Regions from separate parts of the Homo sapiens genome. Here regions 2 and 3 are each linked to region 1. A link is an interaction called in ENCODE POLR2A ChIA-PET data of the cell type or tissue named here. Cell type or tissue: PC-3. All regions are shown on one strand. Links, peaks and the distances in the headings refer to the core of each region. The heading gives the core; the rest is flanking DNA.

The links. Peaks named below come from ENCODE experiments on the same cell type or tissue, not always from the same donor. Only the 100,000 strongest peaks of a DNase experiment are listed, where the experiment ranks them.
Region 2: POLR2A ChIA-PET joins it to region 1 with 6 read pairs; 4 of 35 experiments call an interaction of 5 or more read pairs at or near these places.
Region 3: POLR2A ChIA-PET joins it to region 1 with 5 read pairs; 3 of 35 experiments call an interaction of 5 or more read pairs at or near these places.

Annotation. Positions count from the first base shown.
Region 1 is chr10:34,702,970-34,708,703 of GRCh38, reverse strand. All of the region lies in intron 1 of PARD3 (par-3 family cell polarity regulator), which reads left to right. Among named protein-coding and RNA genes, the nearest start is that of PARD3, 110 kb to the left of the region's middle. In PC-3, for the core only: no CTCF peak of the experiment used is centred there; a DNase peak (open chromatin) is centred at 2,973.
Region 2 is chr10:34,953,680-34,959,413 of GRCh38, reverse strand. No RefSeq gene overlaps it. Among named protein-coding and RNA genes, the nearest start is that of LINC02635, 16 kb to the left of the region's middle. RefSeq lists enhancers at 1-13, 14-514. In PC-3, for the core only: a CTCF peak has its summit at 2,489 (motif pointing left); DNase peaks (open chromatin) are centred at 2,453 and 5,083; H3K4me3 peaks cover 277 bases; H3K27ac peaks cover 124 bases.
Region 3 is chr10:34,859,356-34,865,089 of GRCh38, reverse strand. No RefSeq gene overlaps it. Among named protein-coding and RNA genes, the nearest start is that of PARD3-DT, 46 kb to the right of the region's middle. In PC-3, for the core only: a CTCF peak has its summit at 3,000; a DNase peak (open chromatin) is centred at 3,389; H3K27ac peaks cover 323 bases.

The sequences.
Region 1 (5,734 bases), core at 343-5,342:
TATTTTTAACGTTTTCTCTTGAAAAATTTCTAATGTACACTTTAGTGAAATGCACCACTGATACTTTAGATTCACCAGTTGTTTACATTTGCTACGTTGTTTTTCTATCTCTATAAACATAAAGATACACATTAGTAATAGTATGCATTTTTTTGTCCTGAACCATTTGAGACTAAAGTACAGATATTATAACACTTCTCACCCTTATTACTTAAGCATACATTTCCTCAAAAAATGACTGTTCGTTGTATAACTAGTACAATGATCACATTCAGAAAACTTACCAATGTATCATTCCATTACCTAACTTAATTTGACAAATTTCTTCAGTTGTCCTTTCCTTTTTCATAGTACTTTTTCTTTCCAGATGCAGTATCCACTCCAGGATCATACATTGCACTTAGATATCAGACGAAGTGGACTTTTTTTTTTTTTTCCTTTAAAGATCAGTGCAATTGCGTTGTAAAGACAAGACAAAAAACAAAGAAAAACTCATATTCTGGATTTGTCTGATTGTTTCCTTATGGTATTGTTTACCTTGGTTCTCTATCCCCTGTATTTCCTGTAAAGAAGAAGTGAGGCTATGTTTTGATTAGGTTCAATCAGGAGGATGCTGCTATCAGTAGGAATGAAGAAGGCAGGAAGTTGGTGTTAGAGGGAAGATAAGGAATATAAGCTTTATCTATTTGAAGTAAAATAGGACTCCATAAAAACATTGTCCAGTCATAAGTAATTCCCAAATGGGTATTCTTTTGTTTGTTGCATAAAAATTTCCTGGCAGGCTTTTAAAACAAGCTCCTTGGAGGATTCAGACTGCTCCCAGGGTGAGGTGCAGTGAGAGGTGGATGTTTGAAGTGGGAGTGCTGGGAGGGTTCTGGTCTAAAGATGTGGCGTTAGCAATCCCCTGCACAGAGCCTGGAGTTGAAATAACACTGAGAAAGGACTCTGACAGTGAACACTGAGATTATCTGTATGCTTATAGGAGACAAATATGTGTGTGTGTGTTCATGGTAACCATTTTAAAGATGTAATAGCTAACATCTGTTTGATTTCCGAAGTTTGGATAGAAGCACTAAACCCACGAGTTGTTGGGCTAAAACGTAGTGTATAGAAGAGGCACAAGGTGTTTCAGCTTCCTCTCTGATCTCTTCTCGCCCCTCATTCTGAATCACTGGTTCTCAAACCTCAGTGTGCATCAGAAACACCTGGAGGGCTAGTTTAAATGTATAAATAGGTGGTTGGTCCTTCCTCCAGAGACTTTTTTTTTGGTGGTGTATCCCGCTTGGGATTGGAATTTCCAGTGTATTATCAGGTGATGCTGGCCTGGACTCCCACTTGGAGAACCACCACTTTAAATCATGATGTGATTAGAACATGTAATAGAATTTTTCATGGTGTGGCTTTTCAGACTTGGTTTTAACAGCCAACACTTTTTTTCTTCTTTTCTTTTTTTTTTTTTGAGACAGGGTCTCACTCTGTCACCCAGACTGGAGTGCAGTGGCACGCCACTGCTTACTGCAGCCTTGACCTCCTGGGCTGAAGCGATCATCCCACCTCAGCTTCCCAAGTGGCTCGGACCACAGGTGCGCACTACCACACCTGGCTAATTTTTGTATTTTTAGTATAGATGGGGTTTCACCATGTTGGCCAGGCTGGTCTCAAACTCCTGACCTCAAGTGATCTGACCACCTCAGCCTCCCAAAGTGCTAGGATTACAGGTGTGAGCTACCGAACCCAGCCCTAATTTTTAAAATTTTTTGTGGAGACAGGATCTCACTGTGTTGTCCAGGCTGGTCTCTAACTCCTGGGCTCAAATGATCCTCCTGCCCCACCCTCCCAAAGTGCTGGGATTAGAGGCGTGAGCCACAACACCTGGCCCTTTTTATTAAAATACTTTATGGATCTCGTCTTTTTATTTTAATTAATTAATTTAATTGATTTTTGGGACAAGGTTTCACTTTGTTACCCCAGCTGGAGTGCAGTGGTACAATCGTGGCTCACAGCAGCCTCAACCTTCCAGGCTCAAGTGATCCTCATGCCTCAGCCTCCTGAGTAGCTGGGACTACTGGTACCTGCCACCACGTCCAGCTAAGTTTTTTTGTTTTGTTTTGTTTTCTGTATTTTATAGAGACAGGGTCTTGCCATATTGCCCAGGCTGGTCTAGGCCCTCTGAACTCAAGCAATCTGCCATGGCCTCCCAGAGTGCTGGGATTACAGGTGTGGGCCACCACGCCTGGCCTGGATCTTCTCTTTATGTACTGTATTAACAAATGAAGCTGTTGAGAAGAGGCTGGGAGGAGGGGCTGTGGAAAGAAGACAAGCAACCCTGACGCTTCAGATTGGAAACTGCCAGTGTTAGTCTGAGAAAGGACTTGGGAATAAATCAGCAGACCTGGGCTGGAGTCCTGGCTGCCAGCATTTATGAATTGTGACCTCTTGCCGGCTATTTATGCTCTCTGAGTCTCAGTTCTCTCCTCTGAAAATAGGAATTATAAGCCCTCTTTCCACATGAGATAATGCACATGAATGCATTTTTTAAAATTGTAAAATGCAGTGCAGATCTAACTGGTGGTTACTGCTGTCTCATTCTTGCCTTGGCTGTGTCCTGTGCCAGCGCTGTAGTCTGAGGCCATTCCCTTCATTTCTGTAGAATGGTGGAGGAGTTGAAGGACTTCCATGACTTTGTGTTGGCATGAAAGTCATGTCAGATCTTGGAGGTCATCGATGGGCTGATTTCTCATATTATTGAATAATGTGTGACCCTGTGAGAGATTATGTGCTAGTTCTAATAAGACTAAATGCCAGAAACTTATTTCCTTGAGGTTGGACTTCACCTGGTTTCATGCCTCCATTTTCACTTTTGATTGATGAGATAAATGAAGCTATCCACCTGTCAAGGGAGGCAGCAGGTTTGTGGTTTGCTCTGTCTTGTGTTGTGGTGCTGAGGTTTTGGCATTGGTATTGGGTGTGGTTTGGAGTGGAGAATGGGGGCCGAGCAGTGTACTTAGCATGAGATATTAGTCCCTCCCTTGTGGTGATACAGGTCATTATTTTGTTGTTGAACATCAGCTATGACATCTGACTGTCTGTCTTCTCCCTGTATTGAGAAGGCAACACAAACATTTGTATAATGTTTAGCAGTGTTCCTGTAACAAGATTGAAGATGGGTCCTATGTTTCAGTTTATTGGAAAAGATTGGCTTTTTTTTTTTTTCCTGAGACAGGGTCTGAACTTGTTGCCCAGGCTGGAGTGCAGTGGTATGATCACAGCTTACTGTATTGTCCACCTCCCGGGCTCAAGTGATCCTCCTGCTTTAGCCTCCCCAGTAGCTGGGACTATAGGCACACACCACCATGCCCAGCTAATTAAAAAACCAAAAATAACAACAAGAAAAAACTTATTTGTGAGATGGGGTCCCCCTACATTGGCCAGGCTGGTCTTGAACTCCTGGGCTCAAGCAATCCTCCTGCCTCCACCTCTCAAAAGTGCTGGGATTACAGGCGTGAGCTACTGCACCTGGCCAATCAGCATTTTTAAAAATGAAGCTGATTAAATCAGGAAAAGTCAGAATTGCATGTGTGATATCTATCTTGAAGTGCTAATGATTCATTTTTTTTTTAAGAACAGAACTTCAGAATATATTCTAAAAATGTTTGTTTTTGGCTTAAATAAATTGGAGAGTTACCCAGAGAATCTAGAGAGAAGCATAGTTCCTGCTGATCGTGCTCTTTTGTTGACTTTTTAAAATGAAGTGTTTTAGAAGTCTGAGGGGCATTTTTAAAAACAAAACAAAAAAATGAAATGTTTTCTATTTGTTATATCACTAACTAGGACTTTATTTGTCTTGTTAACTTAACTATCATGTGGCTAATCTGGTTGGTGGATGCTAAACTGTAAACTGTGTGCCATGGTTATTATTTAAAGGACTTTTCAAACTTGTTTCTCTTTAGTCTTTGTGTTTCTCAATGTGACATGTGCACATGATCAGATAGCACTACTAGGATTGTTATGAAAAAGAGCAGAGCCTTCTTTGGGAGAGGTTGCCTTTTCCAACTCTTGCTCCTGGTTCTTTTGATATTTACTTTAATATTTTTATGTAAATTGCTTATCTCGTTTGTTTTTTCTTGTTGTTTGTCATCTATTGAGTTAACATGGAAGGTTTAACCCTATTTCACTACCGTATGTGTGCTATGCCCCCACTCACAGGTAGCCATTTCTAGGATCTCTGTCTCTTTGTGTGTGTTTGTGTCTGCCTTTCTCCTCCCTCTGTCACACTTACTTTTTAGACCACTTTGTTACAAAATATGGTTACAAATTTGATTAAATATTCTAGGTTCACATTATTTTTATTATTAAAGCTACTTACAGCTGAACCATGTATGATACCTTGATCACCTTTTCTTTCCTTCACAACTTTTGTGTTTTTCCTGAAATGAGGAATGTTTTTTCCTTTGGTTGATCTTCTGTACATTTATAACTAATTAGCCTTAGCCTTAGTCAGTTGTTAAAATTGTGTCTTGCTGTGTTTAGTTGCATTGGGTACTCTTTCAGTGCCATTTTGAAGAGGTCACATTTGGGGTGTCTGGACTGGTCACTCTGCTCCAGGTTTGCAGCTGACGTCCTGGAATATGGGATCCACCTTCACCATCGTCCCGGGAGCTGTCTTCTGTGTTATGTCTCCTGTTTTCATATGCTGTGTCATTCTCATTCATGGTTTATTGCCTTATTTTGTTGGAACACATCTTCCACTTACAAAGGGGTAATGTTTTTGGAAACGTTGCATTTCTAAAAAAGGTCTTTTTTCTACCTTCATACTTTACCGGTATTTGGGCAAGAAATGGAATTCTAGGATGGGGGACTATTTCTTGTAGGAGTTTTGAAGTCACTGGTAGATGATTGTCTAGATTCCAGTATTGCTGTGACTCCTTTTCCCTCACTGTGGCCTGTGCTTTATTTTCTGGATGTTCTCCTTCCCTTCCCCCCACCAATCTTCTGTTTTTCTTCTGTGTTCTGATGTGCCTTGGTGTATGTCTGCTTTTATACATTGTGTTGGGGTCTCTATGGAACTTTTTAATGTGGAAACATATGTCATTTTGGGGAATTAAGTTGAAATTGTTTTTGGTTATTTCTCTGTTTTCCCAATTCTCTTTTTCTAGAACTCCTGTTATTCAAGTTGCTTGACTTACTTGACTGGTCTAATTTTATTATTAGCCTTTTTTATCTTCTTTGTCTTTTTTTTTTTTCCAACTTCCTAGGGGAGATATTTTCAACTTCTCTTAATTTTCCTATTGAGCTCTTAGTATTTTGTTTAGTTTTTTTTGGACAGAGTGTCTGTCACACAGGCTAGAGTGCAGTGGCCCAGTCGTAACTCACCATAGCCTTGAACTCCTGGGCTCAAGCAGTCTTTCTGCCTCAGCCTCCTGAGTAGCTGGGACTGTGGGTGCATGCCACCACACCTGACTTATTTTTATGGTTTTTTTTTTTGTACAGATGGGATCTTGCTGTGTTGCCCAGGCTGGCCTTAAACTCCTGGCCTCAAGCAGTTCACCTGCCTTGGCCTCCAAAGTGCTGGGATTACAGGAATGAACCACTGTGCCTGGCCTGTTTTTCATATTTTAATTCCAAAATACTTTTTTTAAAAAAATTCTCTCTCACCACGTTTCTTTCTTTCTTGCTTTCCTCCCTTCTCATATTCCTCTGCAACCTGAATGTACCACCATCTGACCTCTCTCAG
Region 2 (5,734 bases), core at 301-5,300, 250 kb before region 1:
CTGCAAGGATTTTTTTTTTTTTTGAGATGGACTCTCGCTCTGTCACCCAGGCTGGAGTGCAGTCGCGCGATCTCAGCTCACTGCAACCTCTATGTCCCAGGTTCAAGCAATTCTCCTGCCTCACCCTATGGAGTAGCTGGGATTACAGGCACGCGCCACCACACCTGGCTAATTTTTGTCTTTTTAGCAGAGACGGGGTTTCACCATGTTGGCCAGGCTGGTCTTGAATGCCTGACCTCAAGTGATCCGCCTACCTTGACCTCCCAAAGTGCTAGGATTACAGGTGTGAGCCACTGTGCTCAGCCAGGAATGCTTTTAATGGAATCTGCAGGGCAAGGGAGAACTTTCCAGAACAACTTTATATTTAATTAACTTTAGAGGTTCACAGTTTTTTGTTTGTTTGTTTGTTTTAATGGTATAAAGATCACTGATCGGCCGGGTGCAGTAGCTCACGCTTGTAATCCCAGCACTTTGGGAGGCCGAGGTGGGCGGATCACCTGAGGTCAGGAGTTCAAGACCAGCCTGGTCCAACATGGTGAAACCCCGTCTCTACTAAAAATACAAAAATTAGCCAGGTGTGGTGACATGTGCCTGAATCCTAGCTACTGAGGAGGCTGAGGCAAGAGAATTGCTTGAACCTGGGAGGCCGAGGTTGCAGTGAGCCAAGATCATGCTATTGCAGTCGAGCCTGGGAGACAAGAGTAAACTCCATCTCAAAAATAAATAAATAAATAAATAAAAATAAAAAAATAAAGATCACTGATCAATGGGGACACCATACAGTGTCAAGTCCACATTCACTTTCACTGTCCCAGAGTGGAAAGGCATGAGTTCCTTTTCTCCTCGTTGACTTGCTAACTACCCTCACTCTGGCACTCAGCAGAGAGAGCAGCCCCCACCACATCCCAAATGCACACAGGGCCTGACCCCAGTCCAGTTACTCTTTTATTCACAAATTAGACCCTGGGCACATTGGTGACTGATGTACGTTGTGTTTTTTTCTGTTGAAATTCACTTTTGGAAATGGATGGTTAGGGAAAAGAGCTTCCATAGTGAAAACATTGCTGCAAATTATAAAAATCACTTTCTGAAGAAAGAAAGAGATTGGGCTGAGTGTGGCATCTCAGCCTATAATCCCAGCACTTTGGGAGGCTGAGGCAGGAGGATCGCTTGAACCCAGGAGTTTGAGACCAGTCTGGGCAATATAGCGAGACTCCCTCTCTACAAAGATTTTTTTTTTTAAATTAGCTGGGCATGGTGGTGCATGCCTGTAGTCCTAGCTACTCGGGAAGGCTCAGGGGATCCCTTGAGCTCAGGAGGTTGAGGCTGCAGTGAACTATGATTGAGCCACTGCACTACAGCCAGGGTGACCGCAAGACCCTGTCTCCAAAAATAAATAAATAAAAATAAAAGAAAGAAAAAGAAAATGGCTAAGAGGAGAGGCAGGGGAAGATGCCTCTTTTGGAAATGGGGTGTTGCCATACTGTCCAGGCTGGGTTCAAACTCATGATCCTCCTCCTTCAGCCTCTCGAGTAGCTGGGACTACAGGTGCATGCTGCTGTGTCCAGCCACTGTGCCCCTTTTCCCCAGCTGCCTCGGACTCCAGTGCAGAATGAGCACTGTATCCTGGTGTGGTCAGGGACCCAGGTGCCAGGCGGGCAACCGGAGCTCAGAGGCTGTCAGTCACGCCTGGACTCACTGCATGCACAGCCAGAAAGGGCTCCTGAGAGGCATCAGCAGCTGGCCACTTCCACCACCATCCAGGGAGTGAGGCTGGGAAGGCCTGAGCCCTCAGCCCACATGAGGCTGCCTCTGGGAGTGCCTGGCTGGGCCTGCCTTGGGAAATCGGACAGGACTGAGGAGAGGGAGAATCTAGAGACCACTCCTGACCCTTGAAAGTGTGTCCTGAGACTATGCGGTGTAGAATCCTTGAAGAAGTAATATCAAGACAAGAATAAAAAAGAAAGGTGGGATGCAGTGGCTCACGCTTGTAATCCCAGCACTTTGGGAGGCCGAGGCAGGGAGATCATGATGTCAGGAGTTCGAGACCAGCCTGGCCAACACAGTATAACCCCGTCTCTACTAAAAATACAAAAATTAGCTGGGCATGGTGGTGTGTGCCTGGGTCCCAGCTACTCAGGAGGCTGAGGCAGGAGAATCGCTTGAACCCAGGAGACAGAGGTTGCGGTGAGCCGAGATCGTGCCACTGCCCTCCAGTCTGGGCAACAGAGCGAGAGTCAGTCTAAAAAAATGAAAAAAAGAAAAAAAGAAAGAGAGCTAAAAGGAAGCTCATTAACAGGAGACCTGGGTATAAGCAGGCATCTCTCCTTTCCCTGGGTGTAAGTGGGTCTCTCCTCTTCCTCTGGGTTCTGTGCACTTCATCAGGTTGATGACTCACGGTGGCTGGGTTATGGCAGCAGGGTTCATCCTGGCGAGCTGGACAAGCACAGCTTTGAGGGTTAGACAAGATAAAGAAGGACTGCACCCATGGGTACCTCTAGTGGCTAAGAGGGAAAGGAGAAAACAGAAGCTCCTCCTCAAGCTGATGATGGGCTGGGAGCGGTGGCTCACCTCTGTAACCCTAGCACCTTAGGAGGCCAAGGCAGCAGGATTGCTTGAGGCCATGAGTTCAGGACCTGCCTGGGCAATATAGTAAGACCCCAACTCTATAAAAATAAATTGAATTATTTATTTATTTATTTTGAGACATAGTCTTGCTCTGTTACCCAGGCTGGAGTGCAGTGGCATGATCTCGGCTCACTGCAACCTCTGCCTCCCAGGTTCAGGTGATTTCATGCCTCAGCCTCCAGAGTAGCTGGGATTACAGGCGTGCGCCACCACACCGAGCTAATTGTTGATATTTTTAGTAGAGACAGGGTTTCACCATGTTGGCCTGGCTGGTCTTGAACTCCTGGCCTCAAGTGATCCACCCGCCTCGGCCTCCCAAAGCGCTGGAATTACAGGTGTGAGCCACCCTACCTGGCCTGAACTAAATTTTTTGTTTTTGCTTTTATTTTTTAAGACAGAGTCTCGCTCTGTTGCCCAGGCTGGAGTGCAGTGGTGTGATCTCAGCTCACTGCAACCTCCGCCTCCCGGATTCAAGTGATTCTCGTGCCTCAGCCTCCGAGTAGCTGGGACTACAGGCACGCACCACCACGCCTGGCAGATTTTTGTATTTTTAGTAGAGACGGGGTTTCACTATGTTGGGCAGGCTGGTTTTGAACTCCTGACCTCAGGTGATCCGTCCACCTCGGCCTCCCAAAGTGCTGGGATTACAGACATGAGCCACTGTACCTGGCCTAAACTAAATTTTTAAAAAACCTGATGACTAATTGGAAAAAACAATGTTCCCAGAGACCCTGACCAGAGAAGAGAATTATGTTTATCAAATCTTGAGTCCTCTTCTCTTTTTCCTTACCCCACCTTTCCTTGCCCAGGCTAGTTTATAGACATAGAGTGCTGAAAAAAAATTCGAACTAGATTTTCAAGTCCCCCTGCGTACCCAGCCCTATTTATGCTAATTTTGAAGTGGTTAAATCAATGATTCCCAGCCTTGATTTTAGGACACCCCCAGGCGTCTTGAATTATTCCAAGAGCTATTGTGAAATTCCAAAAATAAAATCGTTTTAATTTCCTGCATTTTAAAATAAGTACACACCTTGTGCTCTCTAAAATCACATGCTTTTGGAGGAGAAAGATTGTGAAATCCTGCGGAAAAACTCATTTGGATGCCAGCAGTTTGGCCACAGCAATCAAAATACCACTTTATATTTGGGTAATGCTCTGTGGCTTTGAGAGCACTTTCTGATAAGTAGGTTAGTGAGGACATGTGTGAATCAACACAAAAGATACTTCTTCTAGCCTGGATGTTGCACTAGAGGTAGGAAACAACCACACAGCCTTCCTTTGGAGCAAATACTGGCTCCTCTGGGACACTTCAATTTGTCACCGACTGGTGGAGGGGGAGTCTGGAAGGAGGCTGGTGACACAGGCTTGGGCTGCAGTGGCCCAGTATGGGTGAGGCCAACTGGGTGATGGGGGCATCCGGTCACTGTCAAAGCAAAGGAAGAGGAGGCAGCTCCAGGCTGGCTATCTCCCGAGCCCCAGTGAGTCTCCAAGTCAAAGCCTGAGGCAGCACCACAGGATGGCCGGGTCCCCAACTCCAGAACTTTCCCTGGCTGCCAGATGGGCAGCATTCTTTGCTTTATAGTGAGAAAGTGAGGCCATCAAACCTTATATAATTGATGTCACTGTTGAGGGCCCTGTGACTACCATGGCTGTTGTCTCCAATGTGTCTTCCCTGTACAGTGTCCCCGGGGTCCTGGGGAGGCCCAGGGGTGAGGACTTTCTCTGGAGCCTGAGGAAATGGACGTGGGACCTGAGTCAGGGTGTGGGAGAGAACCTGTGAGCTTGCTGAGCTTCCAGTGGAACCAGGCGAGCAAAGAGCAAAATGCCAAGGTATGGAGCATGCCATACTCTAGGTGGCAACTTTTCTTAAAAGCCACTTTAGGCCAGAGCGGCAGTGGACACCTGGAGCCCCAGCACTTTAGGAGGCTGAGGCGGGTGGATCACTTGAGCCCCGAAGTTCGAGACCAGCCTGGCCAACATGGTGACACCCCGTCTCTACTAAAAATACAAAAATTAGCTGGGCGTGGTGGCGAGCTCCTGTAATCCCAGCTACTTGGGAGGCTGAGGCACAAGAATCACTTGAACCTGGGAGGTGGAGGTTGCAGTGAGCCGAGATCATGCTACTGCACTCCAGCCTGGGCAACAGCGTTGAGACCCTGTCTCAAAACAAAAAAAAAAAAAAAAAGGAAAAAAAATCCTTATCTACAAGCCATCAGAAAGGTGGGGACTCCCTTTCCTCCTCACTTGGCTCCCTACAAATAAACACTTTGCTTTCTCCCACTATCCAGGTCAATATAAATATCTGGTCTTACCACACCAGGGAGCCAACCCCAGTTCAGTTCTACAACACTACAGCGACTTCTGCCATTTTTGCAGATTAGAGCATGAGCCTCAGGCTGTCAGCGGAGAAGGCAGGAACCTGTTTCTCCGGCTCTGGCTTGGCTCCGTTCTGGGGCTGCTTCCTCCTGCCAGCAGCCCAGGTGAGCAGCCTGAGTTCGGGAGTGGTTTCTTGGCAGTGAACCAGGCACTTGGGGACTGAAGAGAGCAATTTACCTTTTCTAGGTTCTTCCACCTCAAGGGCCTCCCAGCAGCCTAAATAAGTTGCTACTAAAAAGTTCCTATAGCACTTTACAGTTTACAAGATGTTTGAGCAAATATCAATTCAGTCCTCCAAACGACATTATGAGGCAATAATCTGATGTTAATGTACCTACTGTGGGTTGGCAGATGCTTCCTTACCTTAGTGATCAGGTTTGCTATTTTGCAGACAAGGAACTGGGAGGTCCAGCAAGTAACAGAGCTGGTGAGCAGCAAGGATGGGACTGAAGTTCAGCTCTGCTTTATTCCGAAGCTCATGCTCCCCACCAACCCAGTGTGCCGCCTCTCTGTATAATTCTCGGAACTCGGTTAGTTCAGACATGCAAGGGTCTGCTCCCATGGGAGGTGGGGTACCTGCATCCATAATAGGTTGATAATTATTTTACTTATTTTATCTTTATTTTTTTGAGACAGAATCTCAGATTGTCACTCACGCTAGAGTGCAGTGGCGCTCACTGCAACCTCCACCTCCCAGGTTTAAGCGATTCTCCTGCCTCAGCCTCCTGAG
Region 3 (5,734 bases), core at 301-5,300, 160 kb before region 1:
TGCACTCCAGCCTGGGCAAAAGCACGAGACTCCATCTCAAAAAATAAAAATAAAAAAATTGTTTTCTCTTAATGTCATCCTATCTTATTGGAGACTCAGTATTCTCCCGTGGAGAACTTTTATTCAGCATAAACACAAAGCGAGACCTGAATGGGCACTGTACCCTTTCTCTATTCTGATCTCCTAAAAGCTCAAGACACTTCTGAAACAGAACATTTTGTTATTTGGAAAGTTTCCAAAATCAGTGAATTATTTGCTGTCTGGAGTTCAGCCTTTGGAAAGCAAGTGCTTCTACTAGATTTTCTATAACTATGGCTTTAACTCATGGGTCTTTTCCTGCTATATTTTGTTCTCTTAACTTTTACCAAGCACCACTTTTTTCGTGTGTGAGATTTTTCACTCTGCAGCACTTCACGTAGGGCTAGATTTTGACTCTATGGCTTGTTGGCAGCTAACTGCCACTGTTTTATTGATAGTTTCTGACCGGGATTAGATTTACTTCCAGATGCTGTGAACAGATAGGCAAGGATACACCACTCATTACATTTACAAGTACTTTTTTTCGAAGAAGTTATTCATCACAATAACAATACGCGAGCCATCTCCTTATTAATGCCCAAACTACCCAGTTAAAGCAAGTGTTAAGACAACAGAAAACGCTAAAGAACTATTTACTACAGTACCTTGTCACTCACGTGGAGTAAGCTCTTTCTTCCACCTACAGACTGTCCTAGGTTATTTTTATGACTTCTGAAACCATCTGTTCTAACCTGCTCTCTGCTGCTCTTTGGAATACAGATGTTAATTACCTTTTCAACATTTTGCTGCTCCTTGCTTAGAGCCTCAAATTGAATTTGTTTTTTTTTCCCTAGTTTTTTGTTGCAGCAAAACTCAAGACTCTTCTCTCTCAACCATTTTATTTAGAGGGACACGGATCTGCTCTGTTGGGAGGACAACGGAAATGACACTTCCTCTGTCTGCACTTAGTACCCAACTAACATTAAGCCTTCTCCCTCTAAGCTGAATACGATAACCTGAATTATAAACATCTGAAACGTGTTTTTTTTTTTTTTTTTTTTGGAGATAGAGTCTCCCTCTGCACCCAGGCTTGAGCGAAATGAGGCAATCTTGGCTCACTGCAACCTCAACCCCCTGGGCTCAAGTGATCCTCCTACCTCAGCCTCCCAAGTAGCTGGGACCATAGGCATGCACTCATGCCTGGCTAATTTTTGTATTTTTTTGAAGAGACAGGGTTTTGCCATGTTGCGCAGGCTGGTCTCAAAATCCTGGGCTCAAGTGATCCTCCTGCCTTAGCCTCCCAAAGGCAGGGATTGTAGGCATGAGCCACCTCACCTGGCCTGAAACGTCTCTCTTCTATTTTTTATTTTTGAGACGGAGTCTTGTGTTCTGTCCCCCAGGCTGGAGTGCAGTGGTGCAATCTCGGCTCACTGCAAGCTCCACCTCCTGGGTTCACGCCATTCTCCTGCCTCAGCCTCCAGAGTAGCTGAGACTACAGGCGCCTGCAACCACGCCTGGCTAATTTTTTGTATTTTTATTAGAGACGGGGTTTCACCGCGTTAGCCAGGATGGTCTTGATCTCCTGACCTTGTGATCCGCCCGCCTCGGCCTCCCAAAGTGCTGGGATTACAGGTGTGAGCCGCCGCGCCCGGCCTGAAACATCTCTTAAACAGGATGCCTGTAAATAGGCCAGGTATGGTGGCAAGACTCCGTCTCAAAAAAAAAAAAAGAAAAGAAATTAAGTATTTGTTATTTGATAACGTCTTATAAAACTTTTTGCTAATTAAAATTCTTCATATTACAAAAAACTGCAGAGGGAAGAATGTCTTACAGTTGAAAAGAGTGGACTTTTGTGCAGTTGAGGGAGCTCTTGAATTTTATGATTCTGCTGCCTTGGTAGTTGATAATTGAGCTAAACAGAAAGAAAACAGTGGGAAAAGAAAAGGTCATGGTGCTAGACAAGAATCAATTCTCAACAAAGTGTTTGCTGAACAAATAAATTAAATGGGCTGGGTGTGGTGGCTCACAGCTGTAATTCCGGCACCTTGGAAGGCCAAGGCAGACAGTTTGCTTGAGCCCAGAAGTTTGAGACCAGCCTGGGTAACCTGGCAAAACCCTATCTCAACAAAAAATAAAAAATTAGCCGGGCATGGCGGCTTGCACCTGTAGTCCCAGCTTCTCGGGAGGCTGAAGTGGGAGGATCTCTTGAGCCTGGGAGGTTGAGGCTACAGTGAGCCATGATCATGCCACTGAATGGCAGCCTGGGCAACAGAGCAAGACTCTGGGGGTGGGGGGGAAAAAAGAAGAAAAAGGAGGAGGAGAAGAAGAAATTAAATGGAGAAAAGAAAGGGACCCTGAAAACTTAAAAACAGGGTTACAATGGACAGGATCACAGAGCTTCTGGGATAAAATTCTACTAAAAATGGCCAGGCGTGGTGGCTCATGCCTGTAATCCCAGCACTTTGGGAGGCCGAGGCAGGCAGATCGCTTGTGGTCAGAAGTTTGTGACAAGCCTGGCCAACATGATGAAATCCCCTCTCTACTAAAAATACAAAAATTAGTGGGGCATAGTGGTGTATGCCTGTAATCCCAGCTACTCAGGAGACTGAGACAGGAGAATCTCTTGAACCCAGGAAGTAGAGGTTGCAGTGGGCTGAGATTGTACCACTGCACTCCGGCCTGGGTGACAGAGCAAGACTCGGTCTCAAAAAAAAAAAAAAAAATCTATTTAAAACACTCAGAGTACCCCATTTTGAACTCGAGTATGGTTTTGTAATGGGAAGAAACGTGTTTCTTCTTTGATTAAATTCTGAAGGATAAAAATAAAGATGAACAAGAGGAAACAAATGAGATGACGAACAGAAGATGAAGGCAAAGAGAAGAAAAAAGACTACTTTTTTAACACTGTTAAAGACAGTGTTTGCAAATTATGTAAATTTTTTCACTTTTCTTTTCTGTTTTTCTCTCTTGCTTTGTTTCCTTCGTTCTAGCATTTAAACTCTGAGTTCCAAAGGGAAGTTTAAGTGCAATTTGGAAGTACGTTAAGTAAGACAACACCAGGTGGCAAATAGCAATTTAATTCTCCTTGCCAGCAGAGCTAAAGACTTAGTGTGCTCTTTATTAGGAGAGCTGGGGGTGGGCAAGATGCCTGGAGAGAGAGAGGGCGGTAGGAAAAGGCCATTTAGTGTGTGTTGTGATGAAGGATGCACAGCAATTGTTTGGGTTTTCAAAAGAAATTATTTTAATGCATGCATTAATTCTCCTTTTCATCTCACTGCCTGCCAGAAAATTGGTTGTACAAGCGTTCAAGGCATTTTCCCTGGACCAGATATTTACACAGGAGTACTGTGTTGACATTATGTGGCTTCGGATTTCAGCGGGCAGGCTGATGCCTCTTGGGACATGTAAGTGCAGAAGGCAAGGCCTGCCACGCCCGTGAGAAGGGAGCCAGCTTCAGAGAGGGCTCCAAGGTTCATATTTGTTCTCCAAACCAAGTCAAGGGTGGTACTTTTTGTTTTGAAAATATAAGGGTCTGCTTCTGAACTCTTCCATGCATTTATATCCTATTTGGGTTTTATCCAACGGGAAAATTGGGTTTGGGGGACCCCTAAAAACTGTCTTTTAATTTTTATGTATTTATTTATTATTTTTTGAGACAACGACTTGCTCTGTCTCCCAGGCTGGAGTGCAATGGCACAATCTCAGCTCACTGCAGCTTTGACCTCCTGGGCTCAAGGGATCCTCCCAGCTCAGTTTTCTGAGTAGCTGGGACCACAGGTGTGCGCCACCAGGCCCAGCTAATTATTGTATTTTTTTGTAGAGATAGGGTCTCGCTGTGTTTCCCAGGCTGGTCTCAATGTCCTGGGCTCAAGTGATCCGCCCACCTCAGCCTCTCAAAGTGCTGGGATTACAGGCGTGAACCATGGTGCCCAGCCTCCAAAAACTATATAGATGATGATAAATAAATATCATTTAAGATAAAGTATTGCAGTTATACTTTTGGGAAATAGAAAAAAAAAGATAGTCCGGAAGATATAGCTGTTGATACTGTTGTTATTTTGGCTCCTATGACCATTAGAATCGTCAGCCCCTCTCCCTCTGCAGAAGTCCCTGGAGCTCTGTCTTCATCCTTGGCAGGGAGACCCTTTAACTTTTTTCTTTATTTTTCTTACTCTTTTGTGAAGGCCATTGAGTATGAATTGAAGAAGCAGGTAGAAAGTTTTTCTGTTGGCTGGCTGCAGTGGCTCAGGATAGTAATCCCAGCACTTTGGGAGGCTAAGGCGAGAGGATCACTTGAGCCCGGGAGTTTGAGATCAGCCTGGGCATTGCAACAAGACCCCATCTCAGTTTTTTTTTTTTTAAAGGACATTTTTCTCAAAGGAACTGAATATAAAAAGAGAAACATGCAGATGCGGGGGATAATTTGGTAAGATTTGGAGAGTGGGCACTCTGTCCGACAGCCCCACTGCCATGAAACAGGTTATCCAGAGACCTGCATCTGCGGTGGTCATCCAGAGTGGCCCTCAGACAAACCCAGGAGTGCTGGTGCCTTCACCTCTCCCACCCTACCCTGTCCACAAAGCGGGTTGCATTGCCTCAGTTACAGGAGGAGACCACTGAGGTCTGGGCACAATTTTTTTTCTGTCACCCAGGCTGGAGTGCAGTGGTGCAATCTCGGCTCACTGCAACCTCTGCCTCCCAGGTTCAAGCGATTCTCCTGCCTCAGCGTCCTGAGTAGCTGGGATTACAGGTGCACGCCACCACACCCGGCTAATTTTTTGTGTTTTTAGTAGAGATGGGGTTTCACCATGTTGGCCAGGCTGGTCTCAAACAAACCTCAGGTGATCCACCCGTCTCAGCCTCCCAAAGTGCTGGGATTGTAGGTGTGAGCCACCGCGCCCGGCCAGTGCAGAATTTTTGCCCATACTCATGGCTGCTCATGTGTTTCTGTGAGGAGTCAGCCAGAATTTGGGCTGCAGAGATTCTAGGTCTGAAGACCACACACTATTTGGAATGTTCCTTTTAGAAAAGAATGCTGTAGGAGGCAATATGAAGACATTTTAAATATAGTTCTCAAAAACACGTTCTTTTTTTGTTTTTGTTTTGTTTTGTTTTTGGCATAAAGTTATGAGCGGGGGCTCGAGATCTGACTGGGGTCAAATCCTGTGCCGGTGCCTCAGTTTGCCCATCTGTAAGTGGGGTTAATCGTAGAACCCATGTCATATGTCATGATTGGTATGAGAGTTAAATGAGTTCTTGCATATAAAACACTTTGCACAATGCTTGTCTCATAGTAACCATTAAATGTGTTTTGTTGTTGTTTTTGGAGATAGGGCCTTGGTCTCTCACCCAGTTTGGAGTGCAGTGATGCAATCATAGCTCACTGCAGCCTTGAACTCCTGGCCTCAAGTGATCCTCCCACCTTGGCCTCCCAAAATGCTGGGATTACAGGTGTGAGTCACCATGACTAGCCAGCATTAAATATATTTACTACTAATATATTGTGAATAATGTTCATGCACAATGAGGTTAAGAACCTCTTACATTGCACAATTTTACTACACTCTGTTGAGGAAGGGCCATAGCTAGAAATTATTCCACATTTACCCAGAGATTCATTTTCAAGGCCTCAGTTTGTCCACTAAAGCTATATAATAGCAGGAATGTTTGCATGTTGGTGTGTCAGCCCAGAGGTTTAGATTCACATTGGATGGCA